Regions from separate parts of the Mus musculus genome. Here regions 2 and 3 are each linked to region 1. Evidence: chromatin loops called from intact Hi-C (ENCODE). Cell type or tissue: heart. All regions are shown on one strand.

What was found. A loop is a pair of places that touch in the nucleus more often than their neighbours do. Peaks named below come from ENCODE experiments on the same cell type or tissue, not always from the same donor. Only the 100,000 strongest peaks of a DNase experiment are listed, where the experiment ranks them.
Region 2: a loop joins it to region 1, with 3.0 times the contacts of the local background. A loop is called at or near these places in 3 of 42 quality-filtered maps.
Region 3: it touches region 1 in a loop (7-fold over the local background); 6 of 42 quality-filtered maps call a loop at or near these places.

The regions. Positions count from the first base shown.
Region 1 is chr9:20,381,416-20,389,415 of GRCm38, reverse strand. Zfp560 (zinc finger protein 560) reads left to right here and starts at 4,258. Exons shown (of 7, transcript NM_001004190.3): 1 at 4,258-4,399. In heart, a CTCF peak has its summit at 4,170; a DNase peak (open chromatin) is centred at 4,255; H3K4me3 peaks cover 1,992 bases; H3K27ac peaks cover 1,098 bases.
Region 2 is chr9:20,540,952-20,548,951 of GRCm38, reverse strand. No RefSeq gene overlaps it. Among named protein-coding and RNA genes, the nearest start is that of Zfp266, 24 kb to the right of the region's middle. In heart, CTCF peaks have their summits at 3,490 (motif pointing right) and 4,223; a DNase peak (open chromatin) is centred at 4,321; H3K4me3 peaks cover 2,036 bases; H3K27ac peaks cover 1,865 bases; H3K27me3 peaks cover 332 bases.
Region 3 is chr9:20,455,799-20,463,798 of GRCm38, reverse strand. Zfp26 (zinc finger protein 26) reads left to right here and starts at 3,639. Exons shown (of 10, transcript NM_011753.3): 1 at 3,639-3,854; 2 at 4,138-4,252. In heart, no CTCF peak of the experiment used is centred here; DNase peaks (open chromatin) are centred at 3,608 and 3,758; H3K4me3 peaks cover 2,160 bases; H3K27ac peaks cover 1,771 bases; H3K27me3 peaks cover 1,093 bases.

The DNA of each region.
Region 1 (8,000 bases):
CCCTTCCTGGTTTCCCCTTCAGAAACCCTCATTCCATCCTCCATGCTCTATGAGGGTGCTCCCCAACCCACCCACCCACTCCTGCCTCACCACCCTAGCATTCCCCTATGCTGCAGCATAGGGGAATTGGTCTTCACAGGACCAAGAGTCTCTCCTCCCATTGATGCCAGATAAAGCCATCCTCTGCTATGTGTGCAGCTGTAAGACCCCAACTCAATGTGTCTCTTAGACCCCTAGAAACGAAGCCCAGCATGGAGTTCTTTGTTCTTTTGCCTTCATCCTGAGAGAATGTTGACCACTGGGTGACCCATTCAGGTGCCTGACCCATAGTGTAAGGGACCAAGAATATTTGCCAAAGATAGCCTGTAACCTTTCCGTGAGAGATGAGCTGTAATTCATCATCCCGATTCTTATGATGTTTACTCAGCTTCCCCATTCTTTGTGCTCTCTCTCCTCCCCTCGTATTGCGGTTTATTCTTTAAAAACCCTCGACTGCAACTGCTGGGGGTCGATCTCCTCTGCCCCGTGTGGGTTACGAGCTTGGCCTCAGCATGCTGATTCCTGAATAAACCTCATGTGATAGTGCATCAAGAACAGTTTCTCTCAAGTTATTGGGGCGTTGGCTCATCCCGGGACTTGAGCGAGGGTCTCCCCGAAATGGGGGTCTTTCACAGCTGGAGCCATGGGTCCCTCCATGTCTACTCTTTGGTTGGTAGTTTAGTCTGGGGGTACTGGTTGGTTGATCTTGTTTTTCCTATGGGGTTGCAAACCCCTTCAGCTCCTTCAGTCCTTCTCCTAACTCCTCCGTTGGGATCCCCATGATTAGTCCGATGGTTGGTGGTAAGCATACACATCTGTATTGGTCAGGCTCTGGCAGAGTCTCTCAGGAGACAGCTATATCAGGCTCCTGTAAACAAGCATTCCTTGGCATCAGCAATAGTGTCTGGGTTTGGTGGCTGCATCCCCAGGTGAAGCAGTTTCTGGATGGCCTTTCCTTCAGTTTCTGCTCCACTCTTTGTCCCTTTTTTTCCTTTAGACAATTCTGGGTTAAAAAAATTTTGAGATGGGTGGATGGTCCCTGCTCTCATCTAGTAATTATGCCTAACCTCTGGATATGGTCTCTACAGGTTATCTCTCCTCTTTGATATTTCCGATGTCATCCTCGTTGGGTCCTTATAGCTTTTTGCTTTCCTGGCTTCTGGGACTTTCTGGTGGCTAGCCCCAATTCCCCAACCCCCACTGAACCTCTGTTCAATTTTCTGATCCTCTGTACATCTCCCCAGTCTCCTCCCACACCTGATTCTGGCCCCTTTCCCCTCCCCCTCCTTTCTTCCTCCCAAGTCCCTCCCATCCTCTATCTCCCATTACTATTTTGTTCCCCCTTCTAAGTAGGACTGAAGCATCCACACTTTGGTTTTTCTTCTTGAGCTTCATATGGTCTTCGAGTTATATTGTGGGTATTCCAAGCTTTCTTCCTAATATCCACTTATCAGTGAGTACACACCGAGTGTGTTCTTTTGTGACCTCCTGCAATGTTTAACAAGCTATAGTTTATGGCTCTTCAGGGCGAGGTGTGGGTCTCATGAGTTGTGTGACCCTGTTCCTGAAGAGACATGAACATCTATTTATACCTGACAGGGAAGTGATGACATACCAAATCATAAATACCACCAAAGTACAAATTTGTGAACAAATGAGTTTTATTTGGGTCATTTACAAGAACATTGGTGAAGTGTTACTTATAGGAGTGGAAATAACTCCAAGATAGCTATCCCACCAAAGCCCACCCCAACATGGATGATGGCTCACAAATGCTGGGAACCTGGGGCATACTGCACAGCCTGCAGGCTGAGTAACAGGCTAAAGAATGTCCCTTCTAGGTAGGGTATCATAAGTCTCTTCTAGGCAGCATGGTTAATCTCTGTTTCTTCCAGGCTGCTCACCTGGCATGAGCCTCTTCTAGGCAGCCCAGCTTGAGATTATCTCTTAGTAGTCCTTACTGCTAATACACACTTGGAAAAGAAGGGACCTAGTGAATCTGATCTATTTCAGGAACTTCCTGATGCCCCTGAGTTGTTTACTTCCTGAGCTTAAGGAACTTCCCTGCAGGACAGAATATTTCACCTCTTAGTAAATAACCTGTGACTTAAAGAACTTTTCCTGTAGGACATCCTGTGTCTTTCCAGTTGATGTGCCCAGCCATTGCTCTTAGGAGCTCATGGGTGTTTTGGTCATGTCTAGAACACAGTGTTCACAATACTCCTTTCCATCCTCCAGTTTATATTCATTTAACCCTTGTTTCCTCGATGTTTCATGGGCCTTGGAAAGAAGGATACTGATTTCCTATTTAAGGCCGAGAACTGAAGAGTCGCTTATTCTTAGCACTTTGATCTATTATAAGTCTCTGCATTACCCACTGCCCACTGGGGGTGGTGAGTGAAAGGCCAGGGTTGAGAGGAGCATCAATATATGGGTACAAACATTTAGAAAGAAAAATTAACAAACAACAACATTTAGCAAAGCCAAAGTAGTAAGACACTCCCCTTCCCCAGAGTCTACAGTTTATTCTGAGTCTATTAGCAGGAACAAGAAGATAAACCTACTTTTTCAGGCTTTTCCTACTCATGTCCCCCCAAATTTTCATCTTTCTATTCTGCTTTAGTAAAGATCTAGGAACATACAGTCACTAGAAGAATGTAGTGACAGGAGAGACTGTAAGAGTTACAGTAATATTAAACATATAAAAGCCAGTTGGCAGAAAAAGACTTCCTCATGGAAGTCTTTTTATATAACATGTACAACATATATGAAGCATGCTCAAAAGAAGCCCTCACATACTTAGGAGTGGCAGGTACTATATAAATGTCATGATAAGGGTCATAAGGAACAGATTTCATTTTCTAGGCTCTTTGCTCTCTAGACCACTCCCATTCTCAAGAGTGCTCCTCACCCCCTTTAAGCCCTTTCCTTCCTTTCTTTCTCTTGTGTGTGACCCTATATTCCTGACTAGTTTGAAACTATTTATGTAGACTTGACTGGACTCAACTCACACTGTTTCCGACTCTTGCAAACTCTGAATTTAAAAAAGTGTGGGTCTCAAAAGAGTCCGGTCCCCAATGAAGGAGCTAGAGAAAGGACCCAAGGAGATGAAGGGGTTTCCAGCCCTATAGGAGGAATAACAATATGAACTAACCAGTACCCCCAGAGCTCCCAGGGACTAAACCACCAACCAAAGAGTACCCATGGTGGAACTCATGGCTCCAGCTGCATATGTAGCAGAGGATGGCCTAGTTGGTCAGCAATAGGAGGAGAGGCCCTTTGTCCTGTGAAGGTTCTATGCCCCAGTTTAGGGAATGCCAGGGCCAGGAAGCAGGTGTGGGTGGGTTGGTGAGCAGGGGGAGGGGAGAAAGGATAGGGGGTTTTCGGAGGGGAAAGCAAGAAAGGGGACATTTGAAATGTAAATAAAGTAAATATCTAATAAAAAAAGTGTGGGTCACTATGCCTGGTCCCAATTTTCTTTTAGTTATTATTTTGTATAATGTGGTTAAGAGTGCAGGTGCACGTGTGCCGGCCTGAGGACAACTTGTGGAAGTTCGGCTCGCTCATCGGGTCTTGAACTGAGGTTATCATCAGGCTTGGAGGCAAGCTTCTTTACTCTGTGAGCCATCTCATCCACCCTACTTTCCTTTTCGTAATAAACTGTCTTTACTTCGAAAGGCGTGTTTCTCGTCTAATTCTGTGACTAGAGACACAAGTACCTGGATACTTAAGTGGGTGCATTAAGGCTCACAAACCTAACAGGAGCAACACTGGGTGACGTGTGCGCTTTGACAGGTCTGTCCTGTGTCCACACGGGCACAACTCCAGTCGTTGGTCTGGTTGTCAGGCCAGCAGTCTCTAAATCGAGTTGGGGTAAAGCCACTCTTGGGGCAGGAATCGGTAACTGCCCTGCCTGAAGGGGCGTAAACTCAGGGTAAACTGAAGCGCCCGAAGCCGGAGGACACTTAAGTCGAAGAAAACAGCAGTGACATCAGCCGCCCTCCGCAGTCTCTTACGCTCCAGCCCTTGGTTGCAGAGTTCTTTTTCCATCTCTGTGGTCGTCAACTTGTATGAGACGCTGGCGACACTAAATAAATTCTTGCTCTGAACGTCTTCCAAACAGCCCGCGCAGTGGTCGGAACTGGTCCTGCAGCCCCAGGCCGGGAGCGGAAGTGCCGTTGGCGGTGTTACCTTCCGACTCTTCCGGCGCGAGCTCTAGGGTGTGAAGCTCCTTTGTTCCTCAGAGGCGGGGTCCGCCCCTCGGCGGCTGCACTTCCTCGGGCTGTGCGGGCCAGCGCGGCCGGAACCTCCGCTGCGCGCTTGGTTCTCTGTCTTTATTTTCAGGAATTGGCGAGTTCAGGTGAGTGCGAGGTGAAAGCTGTTGAGAGGGCTTTGCCACCTTGTATTTACAAACGCGTGTGTCGTCAGAAATACGGCATCCTCTTCGCACGTCCCTTATTTGTTTCCAACACTTAGTTACATTTGGGTAGAAAGCCATCTCTTTAGTTGTCGGTGTGCTTGTAAACGCGTGTGTACTGGAAAAACAAAAAACAACAAACAAAACCTTAAACCAGTATTCACTCATTGTAGCGGAATTTCTTAGGCCCTACCTACAGGATTCAAAACAAGGACCTGTAGGAGGAATGGGTGGAGACTATTGAAGTATTCGGGTTGATTTATTTCTGCAAAAAATGTTTGGGTGAGTTGTGTTGATGGAAAAAAAAAATAGCTCTGGCCTTAAAGGAAATAAAAGTTGATCCTGAACCAAATAATGACAATGACCAGAAAAATATGTGTTTCCCCAAAATAACATGTTCCATTGTGGAAGTGGTTACATGACTTATTAGTGTTTTTATTTATTTATTTATGGGTGTTTTATTTGGTCATTTCTTGTATATGTGGATAGTTGGTTATGGCAAAGCGACAAAATTCAGCCTATATTCTTGGGCAGCTTGTAGCAATTGGAGAAGCTTAATATTTAATAAAGGAAATAAATATGAGACTGCAAATTGATGAAGACTCAAAGTTGAGGGCTATATTTTTCCTGTCTTTGTATGGTAATAGGTAAAATAAAGAAAAAAATGGCGATTTAATCCAAAAATACTAGATGTTGGAGTTAGTGATGCTGAAGGGAGTGGGAAATAGTCATCTCTCCCTCTTCCTAAAGTATTAGCGAGTGTTGGGACTGCCTTTTTCAGTGTGTCACCTGAGTCTCTTTGGAGATCATTGTTCTTGTTTGTTAGGATTGACAGAGGCAGTATGATAATGAAAGAGAGAGGAGACCTCAGCAGAAGGAGGTTGTCCTTTCCTGGGAAGGTGGAGAGTGTGTGTCGAGGGGCTTGGGGTTTGAGAGGGCAGAAAAGAGACTGGAAATTTCATCTGTATGTTTGTTCTTTGTAGTCTTAGGACGGAGACATGCCAGTAGTTGCTTTATCATATGTTGAGTGTTTTTGTAAGGTTTTCCCTGGCTCCTGACTGCAGATCATGTTCTCTTCAGTGTTGGCTTTCTAGTCAGTATGCTGAGTCAGGAGTTTCTCAGCCCCTCTGATGCCCTTTACTTTAGATTATTAACTCGCCAGTGTAATGTTACACTCGTGTTCCTGAAGAAGTTGGGTCTCGCCGCAGCGCTCTTGCTTGCAATGATAGTGCTTGATGACAGTTCTGTTAGGTCACCTGGAAAATGAGTACTATTTCACTTTGGAGGTGGAAGCAAACTCTGCTGAGAAGCTATTGAAGTAGACACTACAGAATTTATTGGAGTTCAGTAATTACCAGATGTCGAATGTATGGAATCAGTAATTTCACGAGTATTGCTTCTAGGGGGCTAGGTGGTGGTACCAGCAAATCAAGGTTATAGTAAGATGTTAATAGATGCCCTTTAATATTTGGATTTCAGCAAGCAAAGTTGGCCACAGATGGAGAAACAATAGAGATAGATAATCACCCTCCTAGAATTGTTTTTAATATAAAATTTAACCCTAAGCTCCCTATTTTTGTGTATTGTCTCTCTTAGTTGTTTTAACTAGGGATCTATGCGACCATTTTATCAAGCCAACAAGTAGGAATATCTTTGATTTTATTTTACTGTCTCCTATATTAGAAGGTTTAAGGCCAAAATGGAATGCTTTTCTACAGTAAACACTATGACTGTGAGAAATCTAAGCAAGGATAAAGTTCAAGTAAAGCCTGTGTATTGTTTTCTTCTGTATTTATTCATTAGCTTGAGATGTTTCAATTTAGTGGGATTCCCCAGGCATAGCTTTAATCTAAAAGCAAGATTGACTGAACTCATGCATTTTTAACTGATATGTTTTAGCAAGAGCTAAATCATAAAGATACATCCCTGTCCCCTTAATCTGAATCAAGTGGCGATGTATATGACCTGGCATATAAAAGTACCATTTGAGGATTTAAATGAAGAACTTGAAATTGAGAACACTGTTGCTCTCAGTTTGTGTATATTTCAACTCCCTTTAGGTTGATGGTGTCTGTGTAGAGTGGGGGCTTATATAGGCCATTTAAGAACTTGTCTTGTTAAATACCAAGAAGAAAGAATTGTTGGTACCTGGAGATACATGCCATTGCTATTTATTTATAATATTTACTAACTGATTTTATTTACTATTTTTCTTGATACTTAGGGATTGCATATTTTTGTGTATGATGCACTATTTGAGCAGCATTTGTACAAGTGTAATGACCAGATGAGGATAGTTGGCTTGTCTGCAGCCTCAAACATGTTTCTTTTGTGTTAGGAACATTAGAAATCTTTTTTGTCTTTATTTGTAAGGATTTTATTTGTTTTTATTTTTGCATATGAGTGTTTTGCCTACATGTATGTATGAGCATCACATATATTCATGCTTCATTCTTCTCATTCTTTTTCCTTCTTCCTTTTTATTCTTTTGCCTTCTCTTGACAGAGAGCCTGAACCCAGTCTTTTATATACTGAAGCTACATCATCAAAGCTTTGACCATTGTTAACTTTAAAAAAAAATACTTAAATTTACATAATTTTTATGAATCCTGAATAATTAGTCCAAGTCCACGCTTCCTTAAAACAGAAACTAAACACAAAGTAAAGGCATATTTCCTTATAGTTTTTACCCAGCCTGTTCTTCATGGGTAGCTGCACACAGCTCTTGGAGTTTCCTGGTACAGCAGACAGCAGTCATTAGTAACTACTTTCCTTTTAAAGTTTCTTTTTAAATGTTTCTTCTTTTTATTCGTTTTTAAAAAATTGGATATTTACTTACATTTCAAATGTTATCCCCTTTCCTGGTTTCCCCTCTGGGGAAAACCCCCTTTCCCATCTCCCCTTACCTTGCTTCTATGAGAGTGCTCCCTCCCCCAACTTATTCCTCACCACCCTAGCATTCCTCTACATTGGGGCATTAAGCCTTCACAGAACCAAGGGCCTCTCCTCCCATTGATGCCAGATAAGGCCCCTTCAACTCCTTCAGTCCTTCCCCTAACTCCTCCATTTGAGTTTCCTGTGCTCAGTTGATGGTTAGCTGTGAGCATCCGCATCTGTATTGGTCAAGATCTGGTAGAGCCTCTCAGGAGACAGCTGTATCAGGCTCATGTCAGTACTTCTTGGCATCCACAATAGTGTCTGGGTTTGGTGTCTGCATGTGGGATGGATCACCATGTGGCACAGTCTCTGGATGGCCTTTTATTCAGTCTCTACTCCACTCTTTGTCCCAGTATTTCCTTTAGACAGGAGCAATTCTGGGTTAAAAATTTTGAGATGGGTGGGTGGCCCCATCCCTCAAGGGGTGTGTGTGTGCCTAACCTCTGGATATGGTCTTGACGGGTTCTCCCTCTCCTTTGTTGGGTATTTCAGCTAATGTCATCTCTGAGGGGTCCTGGGTGGCTCTTATTTTCCTGGCAGCTGGGGCTTTCTGGTTGCTACCCCCAGTTCCCCATCCCCCATTGCTACACACCTTTATTTAATTTCC
Region 2 (8,000 bases), 160 kb before region 1:
TGCTTACATGGAGAGGCTAGAAGATGGTTTCAGTGTCTTCCTTAGTTACTCTACCTTTTAAAGACTTAGTTTTCTTGTTTTAAATTATGTGTCTGGGCACGAGTGCCTGGGGAGACCAGAGGATATTGGATTCCCTGAAGCTGGAGCTACAGGTGGTTGTGAGCCACCAACACAGGTGCTGGGAACTGAAGCCAGGCCCTCTGGAAGAGCGCTACCTGCAGCCGGGTGGTGGTGGCGCACACCTTTAATCTCAGCACTTGAGAGGCAGAGGCAGAGGCAGAGGCAGAGGCAGAGGCAGGTGGATTTCTGAATTCCGAGGCCAGCCTGGTCTACAAAGTGAGTTCCAGGACAGCCAGGGCTATACAGAGAAACCCTGTCTCGAAAACAAAACAAAACAAAACAAAACAAAACAAAACAAAACCAAACCAAACCAAACCAAACCAAACCAAACCAAACCAAACCAAACCAAAACCAAAAATGGCATCAGCAGCAGTGGGGAGCGCCCAGGGTGATACTGAGTGGAACGTGGGAGGAGTGGGGTACTCTTTCCAGTGGAGATGGGTGTCTACTGCCGTGCTTGGGAGAACCAATGGCTTACATGGAAATGTGAGGCTCTACCCTGTAAATACATGAAAGCATTTGGGCAGGGGCTGGTAAAACCAACAAAACAGAAAGTTACTTTTTGCTGTTGTTTTTTAATGAAGGTATAAGCTCAAACAGACTCCTTGTCAGAAAAAAAACAGCCACCTGGCCCAGTGAATAATTTCTGTAAAGCAGATTAGGAAATCGTATATCCTCAATCTGCCCTGTACTCCATGAGATGAAGGAAAGATGGAAAACTTACAAGACAGGTTAAGCCTTGAAGATGTGGAGCAGCACCGAGACCTAGAGGTTCATTTGTTAGACTGGAATTTTTGAGACAGTGTCATGTAGCCAAGGCTGTCCTCAAACGTGGTGTGTGACTAAGGCTGATCTTGAAACTCCTGATCCTTCTGCCTCACCTCCCAAGCGCTGGGATTCTTGTCATGTACCGCCATAACAATTACCCAGCACTAGGGATGGAACCCGGAGCTTTGTGCATGGGGCAAGCACTCTAATCAACTGAGCCCCTGTTCTAGCCCCTCGGCCGGAACTTTAAGTTGCTTGAAGAGTTTGTTGTATCAGCAAAACTATGTTGAATTTATGAGGACGTGAAAGTCTCATCGACATCTTTTGCATAAACCTAGAATTATATGCATTTGGAAAGTGAACATGCACTGGTATTCTCAGTCCAAAGGCAAAAAAAAAAAAAAAAAAAAAAAAAATGCCTAGCTAGGAGAGATGGCTCAGCAGGCAAAAGGGACTTGCCATCAAGCCTGGTTATCTGACTTCAATCCCTAGAACCTCCACGGGGAAAGGAGAAACTAACTTATCCTTTGACCTCCATACAAGTGCTTTAGTACATGCATGTCTACACACACACACACTAAATAAATGTAGAAACAAAAATATCTGACAGGACCTGGTCACACAACCACTATACTCTGGCCTCAGCAGAAATAAAAGATATGTTTTTTTGTTGGGGTACTAGGGTTCTAACATGGGGTCCTGTACATACTAAGCATGCATTCTACATGTAAGCTATGTCCCCAGCCTGACGTGACCTTGACAATTGTTTTAGCCTCTGTGAGTCAAGAGAACCTCAGCATTCCTTCTGAATGAGACAATTTTTAGACAAGGACCAACAGTTTGTGTTGTAACATTGCAAGGTGTCCAGGATCTTACTCTACAGCCTGGGCTAGCTTAGAATTTACTATGTATCATGGGCTCGTCTTAAATTTGAAACAACCCTCCACAGCCTCAGGGCTAAGATTAAGGCCTGAGCCACCACATCTAGCTTGGTTTTGTTTATGCAGTGCTAAGGATGCAGCCTGAGGCCTCACACATGCTAGGCTAGCACTCAACTGGGTCCAGCCTGGACCCTAGGTTTTATAGGAACACCCTAGCTATTTTGGTGGGGTTTTCATAAGCAACGTGTTATGAACCAAGTGGTCCCCCACACAGCCTGCCTTCGGCAACTTTGTGCGAGCCATGTCATCACCAGCAGCCAAATGGAATACATGTCCTCCTTTAAAGGTCCCTGACATCACTGCCTGCTTTGTTTCTCACTCTGTTTTTGTCTCCCTCTTTTTCTTCCTCACTTAATTAGAGGCAACCTTTGTACACCACCCTCCATTAGTGAGATCTGTTGTGTGGTGTGATCTCTGCAACATTCCTTGGCCCCAATCCACCAAGGTATTCTTCCTTCCACAGCAAAGCCCTAACACAAAGTATAATTAGCAGATGAGTATGGAGGATCACTGGCTCAGGGTCTGTGAGATACTCTATGCCCTAGACATTCTGGTGTGTAGCCAGCAATTATAGTTTTAAGGCTCATGGTAAAAGGCTGAGAGGCATGAGAGCTGGGGATTTGGCCCAGTTAGTAGAGTACTTGGCTAGCATGCAGTAGGCCCTGGCTTCCATCCCATTGCATAAAACCAGACTGGTGATACATGCCTATAATCCCGGCATTCAGGAGGTCAAGGCAGGAAGATCATGAGTACAAGGTCATCCTTGGCTACACAGTTTGAAATCAGGTTGGAATACATGTGTCACTGTTTCAAAAGAGGGTGCTGTTTCTTCCATCAAGAGTATATAAATAGATATGAACCCCAAACTCCAGGAAGCATGGGACTACTGAAGCCATTACCATGATGGAGTCTCTGGAGGTGGTAATGGGAGGACATGTTGTGTATGATTCCCATGTGTGGAGATGAGAGAATCATTTGAAGCCGTTGATTCCATCCTCCCATCATGTCCTAGGAGTTTAACTCAGGCTGAGCTGTCCCAGCAGCCCCGCACACGTAGGACTTTAGTGTTCAACACTTTAAAAGAGGATGCCATCGATGTATTATACTTGTCAAGATTCTGTCTGTAAGAAGACCAAGTTGAGGTAGTCACAGTGGTGTGGAAAAGGTATACTGTGGGCAACCTGCTGCTGAGAGGAAGTGGAGAGAGTCTACACTGAACATGCAAATCTTTAACAGAAGAATAATGGTGCCATGGTAATTATTGTGTGGGGTTTCACTTCACGAGAATATATACCTAGAAGTAGATTTGCTGGGTCATATGGTAAGTATACATTATGAACAGGGTTTTTTTGTGTGTGTGTGTAACAGTCCTGGCTGTCTTGAAACTATGTAGACCAGGGTGGCTTCAAACTCAGGATCTGCCTGCCTTGTGCCACCATCGCTGGGCGACTGTACCCCTTCTCATGCTGTGAGCCGGTCTTTCTTACCTTAAGTTGGTTCTTTCACTTTGTCAGAGCAAGGAGAAAATAACGAATATACCCAATATTTTGTAATCAGTGTGAATAACAAATCCTTAAGTGCTTCCCTCTCTTGCTGTTATGTTCAAACAACAAACTGGCCATTATCCATTTAAAATTACTTCTCTCCATTGATTCTTACCCCAAGGTGGCAGTATTATGCTGGTTTGATGGTCATTGTTTCCCTACTACTGAATGTGGACTGACTGCCCTCAGAATCACAATGCAGCAGGTATGGTGACGTTCGCCTTTAATATCAGCACTGGTTAAGGCTGAGAGAGGAGGATCATGAGCCTGGGCTACCAAGGATTCGGTTTAAAAAAAAAAAAAAAAAAAGAAAAAGAAGGGTTGCCCGACTCTCTGAAATTATCTTTCTACCCAGCGCTTGCCTAAAATCGGATCGCCAGACACCTGCAGCCACTTAAGAAGGGCCTCAACTAAACGTATGCTGTCAGGTTAATTTTTTTTCTTCTGGAAAAAAAAATCAGAAAGTTCTCTAGGGGATTTTGAAGAGGGGACGAGACAAACGAAGACAGACCAGAGCCAGGCATGGAGGCTACGCCTAGTAATCCCAGAACATCAGGGTTACTGCGCCAGGAGGATAGAAGTTCGAGACCACCCTTGCCTACATTGTGAGCTGTTGTCTCAAAATGTTTACAAAAGAAAAATACCGCAAAAGCCACCCCGGGGACGCTGTGTCCCGACAGGATACTTCCTGCCGACCCAGGAGCGCTGGCTTCTCCGGCTCCTCCTCCAGGCAAACCCTCCAAGCCACTAAAACCGCTCCAGCCACGAAAGACCAACTCAGGGCCTTCACCAATTTGTTCTTTGACAAAAGGGGATGGCGGCGGAAGAGAAGACTGCATTATGGTGTCACTTCCGGGGCAGCCTCAGGCGGGGCGCGAGAGCTCAGGCCCAGCGGCCGCCGGTACAAAGCGCTTCGCGACGAGGCTGCCAAGCACGCACCCGCCTAGAGCGCCGACTTTATTGTCTGGCTGGAACAGCGGGGGCGGGGCATCCTTCCTGGGGGCGGGGCATCCCTCCTGGGGGAGGGGCCTCTATCTCAGGGTTGGGACCTCGTACTCTGGGGCTGGGCTACCTATTCTTGGGGTCGAGCCGCTACCCAGGCTGCGGGACCAAGGTTCTCAGCTCAAGAGTGGGGTCGCTACTACTCGCACAGAGGCCGGGTCTGGGAACCCAACAGCCGGGGTTGAGTACCAGAATCCTACTCTGGAGCGGGTCTTCGACCCAGAGGGGAGCCCACACGTCCAAGTTCGGTCTGGAGGTGGGGCCCGGGTCGAGTGCGTGGTGTGCACAGCGGGATAGACCTGAAGAACAGGGTTTCACGTAGGGACTTGCCCCACCTGATGCTCAGAAAAGCCTGCGAGTCTGCCGTCTAGCTTTTCACTAAAGCAGTCCAACCTACGCAGACTGGTCAGGAGTCACGTAATGAGAATTGTGCTAAATGCACAGGGGCGCAGAAACTGAGATCAGACTGGCAAGCAGAACAGGACTGGCCTCTGCTGTAATCCTAGTATCCAGGGTGTGGCTCTTTTGTTGAGCCTCTGTGTACCACGTTTGAAGTCCTGGATTCTAACCACAGCACAGCAAGTGAGAACAAACAAAACAATAATACAACAACACAACTTTAAAAGCTCTGGGACTTCCTGTGATGGAGGAGGGGTGCCACTAAGAAATCTATTCCTTGCTTGCTGTATCCTTTTCCTTTTCTTCCTCCTCTTCCTCTCCTCCTGTTCCTACTCCTCCCCCTCTCCTTTTTTAAAGTTGGCGATGTGGATCAAACCCAGGGCCACCTTGGACCTGAGCGCCTGAGATCGATCCTTAGAAACTATGTAAAACCAAAAGCCCGGTGCACATTTGTAACCCCAATGCTGGGATAGAGAGGAAAGATCAGTCCCGGGGACTTACTGGCCAGCCACCCTAGCCAACTTGCTGAATTCCAGGGCAGGGAGAATTGTAAACACACCTCAACCGGTTGCAGTGTATGGTTTGTTTGTTTTGTTTTGTTTTTTGTTTTAACTCCTCTGGGGCTGGGCTCTGTTTGTTGCACAGTGGGAGTCTGAAATTGTAGTCCAGGCCCCCAGCTTTTTGGTTTTCTTGAGTGTAGGCATTTGGAGTCGGGAGCGTTGCAGGTATGGCTTGGGCAGAATCCCTTTCAAATTTATTTTTGAGACAGGATCTCTTTCTTAAATTTCTATTACAAATTCATTTAACGTATGCGGTGTGTGTGTATGTGTGTGTGTAAGGACATCTTGCAGGAATCAATTTGACCATATAGGCTCCAGGAACAGAACTCAGGTCCAACGGCTGGCAGCAGAGACATCTTGTGGGTGTTTTGTTTTTTTGAACTAATTTTGAAAAACAAAATTTTCAGTAATTTGAGCATGTGTATAGTCTAAAGAATAAAATTCAAGATCATCAATGAGGAATGGGAGCTGAGTATGGGAGATACATGCCTGTAATGTTAGCGCTCTGGAGGCAGAGGTGGCAGATTCAGGAGTTCAAGGCCATCCTCTACTACATAGCAGTTTGAGACCAAACTGGGCTTCATGAGACCCTGTGTCAGAGAGAGAGGGAGAGAGAGGTTCTTGTGGAAAAAGTCCAAATTTTCTTCCGCAGAAAAATAGGAAAAATTAAATTATGCTATCCTTGCTGAATGAAATAGCTTTGAAAGCAGTAGCGTGCAGATTGTGTACAAAGTTAGTTTAAAAATCCTGTCGGTTGAGCTGAGGTGTGGTCCAGGCTCAGAGCAAACTAAAGTCACTTGTTGGCTCGGGCACTTTCTCCCTTCCTTCTTCTCACTCCCCTCATCATCCCACCTCCTCTTTCCCTCCCTTTTTAACTCACCCTCCCAATCATTTTCTTTCCTGCGCTATATGGATCCAACCTTTGACCGCCTGCATCCTGGGGACGTGCCCTGGGATTAGTATGCCCCCCACCCCACCCATCACTAACGTCCTTGCTTGAGGTTCAAACAGTGAAGGATGCCCTCCTAGTACCCCTCAGTGTGTTAGAAAAACAGATGTATTTTTCCAGCTGTAAAGATGCCTTAGTGAGTAAGAGCATTTCCTGCTCTTGCAAACAACCCAGGTTTGATTCACAGCACCCACATAGTGGCTCAAAGCCATCCGTAACCCCAGTTCCAGAAGATGGCCTTCAGTGGCAGTAGGCATGCAGGTGGTGCCCAGACGTACATGCAGGAAAAACATAACACATAAAATTACAAAATTTAAAAGAGGTCACACTGTGCCCAGCTCAGGGGTAGCTCCTGGAGGTTTGGTTCTTTTCTTGAACTCCTTCATATGAGCAATCCACCCTCTTCTCCTGTAACTAACGAAGTCCAAGGCTCTGCAGTTGGGAAAGGAGGGACTCCAGCAGGTTGGCTCACTCAGGGCTTTTGGGAAACAAACCAGTGAGGGTCTTCACTAGCGGATACTGGGTTGGGAGCAAGGAAAAGGGAAGAATATGGCCTGGGGAGTGTGAGCAGCTGGCTTGCTGTGGCCGGCCAGTGCATAGCAAGTTTGGCATGGGTGGGTTTTGTTTGTTTAGTTTTGTTTAGTTTAGTTTAGTTTTGTTTTGTTTTGTTTTGTTTCTACATGTTCTACAAGTCCTGAATTTCTGAGAGTCCAGTCATAAAGGCAATGTGGGGTGAGGAGCATGGGTTAAGAACTGAGCACAGCTGAGCACTCCCATCAGCTACTCCTTTGGGAGCCAGCTTAGAGAGGGCGGAGGCAGGGCCTTCCCACTTCCAAGTTTTGACCTTCTAGAGTAGCTGAATCCTGGGAGCACATGTCAATCCCACTGATACCAAACCCTTAGTGACCTGACTTTGGGCAGAGTGGAGGGAAGAGAGTGAAGTAGACCAAGGAGTTTTACAAAAACCTAAAACTATTAAAACTTCCTGGACTCACAAGATTGCTCAGTGCATTGCCATGAAACCTGACAGCCTGAGTTTGATCCCCCTACATGGTGGAGGAAGAGCACCAATTCATAAAAGTTTCCCTCTGTGCTCCACACATGCTCCCTTCATAAGTAAATACATTAAATTTAAAAAATTCTAATTGGGCTGTAGAGATGGCTCAGGGTTAAAGACTCTTGCAAAGCATTCAAGTTCAATTCCCAGCACCCACGTAGAACAGCTCAAAACTGTAACTCTAGCAGCTCTAGAGGGATCCTCCAGCCCCTGATGGCTCTGTGTTCTCATGCACAAACTGGCATACAGACATATCCATAATTTAAAAATAAAATATCTTTTAACATTCTGAAGAAGTGGTTTCCAGCCTCTTGTCTCCACACGGATCCAGCCCCATCTCGACAGTATGCAGCCCAGAGAGGGAGCTGTTAGCACAATCAAAAGCCAAGATAGTTATATTTCAAGGCTGACCCCTAGACAAGGCCCCTCTAACATTGGTTTACTTCTTTGTTAGGAATATCTGAGCTCTTGGGGGAGTGAATGGCAGTTTCACTGTAAGGGAAAGAGTCAGGAGAACTCTTGGCTGGAGCCAGAGGTCTGGGGTAGAGTCCCAGAGGGCCTCATTCCTGGAGTCATGATCTGTTTTGTGGGGTTTTGTTCGTTTTTGAGACAGAGTCTCACTATGTAACTCTGGCTGACCTGGAACTTGCAAAGATCTGC
Region 3 (8,000 bases), 74 kb before region 1:
CTTCATGATTGCTGCTTTAGTGTAAAGAGACTTAACTTTTGAAGGGTTTGAATTTTTAAAGACTGAATCTTTTAAGGGTATACTATATTTTGTATTATGATAATAACATGAGATCTTGGGGGTAACAAGAAAAGGAAAGGTTATGGTTGAATAGTGATGTGTCTGTGTCAAGCTGACAAAGAATCAATTGTGCTGGTTAGTTTTTTGTAAGCATAATACAAAGTAATCATCTAGGAAGAGAAAATGTTAATTGAAAGATGCCGCCATCAGACTGGTATATGGAGATGTCTTTGAGGTATTTTCTTGATTAATGATTTGATGTGGTATCTCTAGACTACTGTGGGCGGTGCCACCCATGGGCAGGCGGCCCTTGTGCATGCCTATTATATTGTTGATTCCTCAGTAGTATAAGAAAGCAAGCTGAGTCAGTTAGGGAGAACAAGCTAGTGAGAAGTATTTCTCCATGGCATCTGCCTGACTCCAGGTTCCTGTCTTGGGTTTCTTCCTTGACTTCCCCTAATGATGGACTATGATTGGTATGTTTAAGTCAAATAAACTCTTTTCTCCCCAAATTAGCTTTGGTTGGTGTTTATCACATCAATAAAAAGTGAACCAGGACACACAGCAAATACAAGTAATTGAAAATACAAAGTAATCAAGGACTACAATAATTCATTATAATGTTCACACAGATAAGCCAAAGTAAAGGATCCTAAAGGCCTGTGGAAGAGAGAACTCCATGTTCATGAAAGTATCAAAGAATCGAGTATGAAAGAATCAAGGGAGCAGCTCTAGGAATACTGATGGAGCCAGAAAACCTTTCCTGAAGCTGAGGATGTATCTCAGTTTATAGAGTGCTTTCTTAACATGCACAAAGCCCCGTATTCCATTCCTTGCATAAAGTGTTCTGTGGTGGCTCACGCCTGGAATACCAGCACTCAGGTCCTGGGGGCAGGAGGAGCAGATGTCCACAGTCTTCCTGCATAGAGTTCCAGGCCTAAGAGTACTTTGCTGCTACCTTGTGGGGTGAGTTCTTATCCCTAGCCTTGACTTTCAGGTCTCTCTAGCTGTCCATACAATCTAGCTGTGCAGAGATTGTACCTGGTCCAACCTCCAGCCCCACTCTGGGGCATAGGTGCTGCCCACAGGCCTGGCTCTAAGCTCAAGTTTCTTTCTTTACATGATTGACAGGTTGTAACCCAATCTTCATAGGAGAAAACTAGACTTTTTGTGCCTGACTGAGTTCAACATTGCTAATTCCTCAGGCACTATCTTGGAAGTTTTTCTGTAGTCATGTGAGGCCTAGCTCTTAACATGGGTTTCCTTTTTGCCCTTCTCAGTGGGAGGGCAGACTTCCATGTTTTCCATATGTTGCCACCACATAGAGGAATGAGTGTCAGAGCTCAGGTTTGGCTTATGCTGCTGTAGGACCTTAAACCCAGCACACTCTTTATCTCTGGTTACTAGTCTACAGGATTTACTGAGCTGGGAAAGCTCATGTATAAACCCTTAAAAATACATTAGAACTGATGGGTATGGTGGCTCAATACTAATTCCAGTACTAGGGAGATAGAGATAGGCAGAGTTCTGTGTGTTCCAAGGCCTCAAGCTCAGCCTGCTTTACATAGAGAGACTCTGTCCCAACAACAACAACAACAAACAAACAAACATGGGAGGGAGAAGAAGGTACTTTTCTGTGAGTTTGAAGTCAGCTTCCTTTACATAGTGAACTCCCAGGACAGCCAGAGCTACATAATAGAGAGACCCTGCCTCAAACAGCCTCCCCAACTAAGAGAGAGAGAGAGAGAGAGAGAGAGAGAGAGAGAGAGAGAGAGAGAGAGAGAGAGAGAGAACATAAAAACTAAGACTTGTAAACTTGTAAGTATGTTGCCAAGCTTAATGATCTGGGTTTGATTCTCAAGACCCACGTAGTGAAAGGAGAGAATCGATGCCTGTAAGTTATTCTCTGACCTCCATAGTGTACCAAGGCACATGTGTCCATGAACACACAAAACATAGAAATGCAATAAAAGCTAAAAAGTATTTAGCAAGGTTTCCTGCAAAATCCCTAGTAAAAAAAAGGCCAAATGCATTTGCATATTTCCAACTGAAGTAAGCTGCTGGGTGGGCCACCTCTAGACTAAGAATGGCACAGAGTTCAACTGTGACTTACAGATGTTCCATCGTGGGCATCAGTGAGCAAATCCTGCAAGGGCCCCAGGTCTTATTTCAGATACTCAGGGCTAGCATCCAAGGCTAGCTCATTGTCACAACTCACCAAGACATTCAAAACCAATCTCAGGATATCTGTCTGCCAACAATTAAAGGTGGTGACAGACAGGCTAAGTCACAGAACACACACACACACACACATGCACACACACACAGAGGAAAGGAATACTGCATGGCCACTTTCATTCCTGGAGCAAACATAATATGAAGGTATAAAGCTCTTCTAGAGGGCCAGGGCTCATGCACACACACACACAGACACACACACACACACACACACACACACACACACACCCCTTTGTTTTTGTTGTTGGTCTCCTCCTCTTTCTTCTCTTCTTCCACAGGGTATCTCTATATACCAGCCCCTGGCTGTCCTAGAATTCACTTTGTAGAGTTGGCTAGCCTCAAAATCACAGATATTCGCTGGCTTCTGCCTCCTTAGTGCTAGATCAGTAGAGGACACAAAGTTTTATAGGAAAGAGATAGTACACAATCACAAGATACTGGTGTGGGCTTCTATAGGGCATCCCATTTAAGTATATCTTCAATGCATACACACACACACACACACACACACACACATATAAAATCTTGTGACTTTCTAAGTTATATTTCTCAAAGGATATAATTTATAAGGTTTAAAGATTAAGCATAGCTTAAAATTTAAATAACATTTAAAATTAAGTACAATATATTAACTTAATTTTTACTCTTACTGTTTACTCTTAATGAATATGTTTGTAAATGAAATTGTAAGATGGTTTTGTGAAGTACATTGTTCAGATTTAGGGTTGAGAGGAATGCTAATATAGTAAAATTCAAGACTATTGACATTTTGGCCCTAAGTAAGTAGAATTTGTCGCCTTACTATTTTCATTTTGTTTTGAGATGAGTTTTCACTTTGCAGTCCTGGCTGGCTTGAAACTTATTTTGTGGATCTAGCAGTCCTCGAATCAAGAAGATTGCCTGTCTCTGCCTCTGCGTGCTGTGATTGCAGGGGTGTGCTGCCATGCACTGATATTTGCTTTTAACATCTTATTTGAGATATCTTTATGAAAACACACATTTTTTCCCTCTGTATATGCAATTTTTGGCTGTATCAGTTGTGTTCACATTTTAAATTTTTCATCAGAAAGTCTCAGGGTGTGAGGCTTTCTTTTTTCATGTCCTCTTCATTTTCCCCATCTTTCTAGCTCGTTTCACTACCAACGATTAGAATTTAGCATGGTATCCAGAGAGTAAAGACTGAAGTGGTTAAATGGAAGCTATAGGCTGGTTCACAGACCTGGCAGTGCATCTGCCCAGGAAGTACAGGAACCAAGAGGAGGTAGGGAAGGAAAGGTTTGTGAGCCTCCTGAGACCCCGTACTTCCCGGTGTGTGTTTAACTTTGCACTGGGATTGGCCAATCGAGAAGGCCGTTCTCGCTCAGAAATCTTGTTCAAACTTCAATTTCATTCTTTGACTGGGCTTTTAACCTCCGCTTCAGAATCAATCGGCATCCAATTCCGGGGAACCGAAATTTCAATTCCGGAAGGACTCGGACACGGTAAACGGAAGTGAACCGCAGCTCGCCTCCGTCTCTTCCGGTGTGGCTTCGTGCGGCCCCCTTCTCTTTTTCTCGGTAGTAGCAGGCCGGCTGGGCGGGTTCTGGTGAGGCTAGGTAAGGGGATGGGCGGTGGCGGAGGTGGGGAGTGAGGCCTGGGTGTGGCCTCCATGGCGACTCCGCTGGTTCCCAGGCCGCGAGTCTCGCCCCGTTGCTTCTCAGAGGCTAGGGCCCTGCACTTCTCAGGTCCCGGCCGGGGGCCATTTCATCGGAACGATATTTGAGCTCCCCGTGCCTTCGAATGTAGCCCTTGCTGCCTCGAACGCCTTTAAGGTAATCGTACAAAATTTTTGCCTTCCAGAAAGAAGGATTTCGGCCGTTGGAATCTGTCTTCGCGCCCCATCGCTCCAGGAACCTGGCCATCCCGCTTCATTGTGAGCAGTGGGTGGAATTTGATGGAGCAGGAAAGTCCCAGGGTGAGGAGCTTCTGTCCGTTCTCATTTCCTCCACAGTCTCTCTCACTATCAACTATTAGAATTTAGTTGCTTTCGTGGAAACCGATGCATTTCATTAGTTCTTTCTGTTTCTCTCTCTCTCTCCCTCCCTTCTTCCCTCCATCCCTCTCTTGCACTCTCCCTTTCTCCTCTCCCCTCTCTCTCTCTCCCCCAAACCTCATGCATCCATTTTGAGAAAGTGTTAAATGCTCAGGCCATGCATATTTATCTGTTTGCAGACCACAAACCATCCCTTACCCCTTCCCTTCATCCCAACAATAAAGTATTAACAAGGGAAAAATAGGGAGTTTGGCACTCAAGGGATGGCTCATGAAAAACTGAAACTTGGGACTGGAGAGATGGATTAGTGATTAAGAGACCACATGTCATTTCTAGAGGATCAGATTTTAGTTCCCAGCACCCATGTTAGTGGCGTGTAACAGCCTGTAATTCCAGCTATCTGGGAATGGGGAGACCAGAGTCTCTAGGCACTTGCAGTCATGTGCGCCCCCCCCCCCTTAAATAAATAATAGAACTCTGTTAAGGAATGGGTGAGGCTTTATTTGATATGTTATTTCTCCACTGGTGAAATGAGCCAATTCAAGCCAGATTAGAATATTAGAGCAGGTTTATTGGGACGCTGCTCTCTGGTGAGTACATTGGCCCCAAGGATAGAGGCCGGGGAAGTCATTGTGTGGAGTGGGGATTGGGGGGTGGGCAGGAGAAAAGGCATCTGTGGGCAGAGAAAGAAAGTGGGGGGGGGGGGGAGGGAAGGAGAGAGAGAGAGAAAGAGAGAAAGAAAACACAAGAAAGGGGAGACCAAAGTGTTTGGTTTATATAGGGAAGAGCCTTTGTGGGAAGGGCAGCCCAGTCCCTGGCCTGGAAAGTTCAGGGTTGGGCAGGGAATGCCAGGTAGGAACTGAGGGATTCTGGGAGAACCTGGAGGCCAGGTCTGCTTTGGTGTGTATGATATGTACCTCAGTCCCTTGTCTCCGTCTGAAGCCAAACAGTATTTTTCTAAAGTCGTATGATATTTGAACATAATGCTTTTCTCCTGGTTGGGTAGCATGTTTCAGGAAAACTTAAAATTTTTACCTTTTGTTTAATTGCAGGAAAAAATGGGTTTCATTATATGTTCATGCATGCACATTGTATATTTCGATCGTGTACTCTGTTGCCTCTTCTTATCTTCCCTTTTGTCAGATACTCCCTCATATAGGTTTATTGGGGCTGGAGAGAGATGGCTCTGCTTTTAGAGCGCTTGTTGCTCTTGCAGATGACCTGGGTTTATAAGATGGCTCACAACCCTCTGTAATTCCAGTTCCACAGGATTGGACACCCTCTTTTGGCCTCTAGGGCCATCAGCCTCTCAGGTGGGCACATATATACATGCAGGCAAAACATTAGGAAATATATTTTTAAAAAGACGTATGTATGCATGCATGCCTTTCCTTAGAGGCCAGAATGGCGTGGTCACCTGAAGCTGGACTTAGAGGTAGTTTTGAGTCACCCGTTGTTGGTGCTGGAAACTACTCTGTTTTTCTGTAAACACAGCAATCACTTTGCCAGGCTCTACTTTTAAAATTCTTTTATTGCTATGTTTTAAACAAATTTGTATGTATGGGGTATTTTGTCTGAGTATAGGCCTGTACACCCTCTGAGTAGAGTTTCCTTGGAGGCAAGAAGAGGGTATAATATCCCCTGTAACTGAAGTTACAGATTGTCATGAGCTGCTATGTGGATGCTAGAAATTGAATCCTGGTCCTTTGAGAGAACAGCCAGTGCTATTAATTTCTGAACCATCTTTCCATCTCCATTATGACTATTTTATTTATTCATTTTTGAGACAAGGTCTGTAGTCTAGGCTAGCCTGGTCCTCACTGTGTAGCCCAGGGTGTCTTTAGTGCAGTCCTGTTTCAGCCTCCCTAGTGCTACGATTACCTGCATGCGTGAACCACCATGTCTGGCCTTTAAAAAGAAAAATCTAGATTTCATTAGTGAAAACATAGATTTGTTGGGTTACTTGCTTAATGTGATCTCTTTCTATCCATGTACCAAGCTCAACCATTGTAAGATGAGCATATGTGAAACTTTGTGAACTTTAAGATCCAACTCCTATGGCTACATCTTACTAAAGTCACAGCAGTGACTGAGTCTGAGCCTGAGGAAGATGATAGCTTGAATCCTTGAGATCCGGGCTAGCTGGGACAACAGAATGAAATGCCTCCAACAAGAAAAACTGTCAAATTAATGGGAACAAAAATGTTAATGTATGGCTGAGAAAGCCTAGATTCATTGAATCACAGTGGAGTGGAGCACACTTGCTATAGGCTGTAAGAATTGGGATGGTAGTAGGCCAACACTGAACAAGACACCGTCTGGTGCTCATACTGATCCTAAGCAGTGGAAAGAACAGGAAGGGAAATTAGGTCCTAAGCTGTTTGGTCTTTCTCATTGTGCACTCCAGGGTTTGGAGTAGATTGTTGATCCTAAGCAGTGGAAAGAACAGGAAGGGAAATTAGGTCCTAAGCTGTTTGGTCTTTCTCATTGTGCACTCCAGGGTTTGGAGTAGATTGTTGATGACAATCGAGAAACTTACTAGCAATCTGATGGCTGTCAGCCCTATTTAGTGAACATGTAATTCAGTGAAGATGCCTGTATTTATGTAGAATACAAGTCTGTTGAAAGTTACACTTCAAGTAAAGTCTCAATCAGAGTAGAAAATAATTTTCACAACTTTCAAGAAACCCTACTTCACATTTTGGGAGTCAGGTACTTAGCTCATTATAGATAAACCAGCTGGGGACCAAGTACCTAACTATGTGAGTCTATGGGGGATATTCTCATTTAAATGAGAATATCCACTACATTAAATGAGAATATCCACTACATGGAGGGAGCATGTTGTACACTCACAAACTTTACTTACGTGTTGAAATCCAAAGGGACTTAGTTTTAGAGGCATGTTCGGACCATCTTGTGCTTCCTCTTTCCCTTCCTTTGGTAGATGTCAGGGTGCTAGAGGAGAGCATCTCTTACCAGCAACTGTGGCTGCTTCAGGAATGAATCGAGAGACTATAATGGGATTTCTTGAGACACACGGATGGCTGTGCTGAGTACCATGTGCGATACACCCGTGGAATGTTTTAACTTTTCATCCCTAGCCAGAATGTCTCTAGTAAAGTAAAGGGTAAGGACCTAACCAGAAATACATACCTGGCAAAAGTTGAAGCAATCATTTCAGTACTTATTGCTCTGAGCAACAAATTCTGAGATCTTCCAAGTCATTAATAAATTACTGAACCATTGCCTAAGAGTTTCCCTGTTTCCTCCTAGATTTCCCACCACTCCACCCCTTTCTCTCTTTAGAAAGCAAAAGGACCAATAAACAAACCAAAATAATGCAGAGCCAGAGCAAAACAAAAGGCGCGGAAAGCACCTGTACGCCCACAGAGGCTGCACACCCAGATGGGTGGCTTCCTGATGGCCCATTACCTTTTAGTTCTGTAATAGGAACCCTGGGTCAGTCTTTCCTCACTCTGTAGCTGCTCCCTGCCAGAAGCTTTTCAGTTTCATGAAGCCCCATTTATTGTTAGTCTCAGTGACTGTAATAGCAGTGTCCTATTCAGAAAGTCTTTTCTTGTCTCAATGAGGTAAAGCCTATTCTCTCTTATTATTCCTTATTATTTCTAATAATGAAAGTTCTTCTATTACAATCAACGTATCTGGC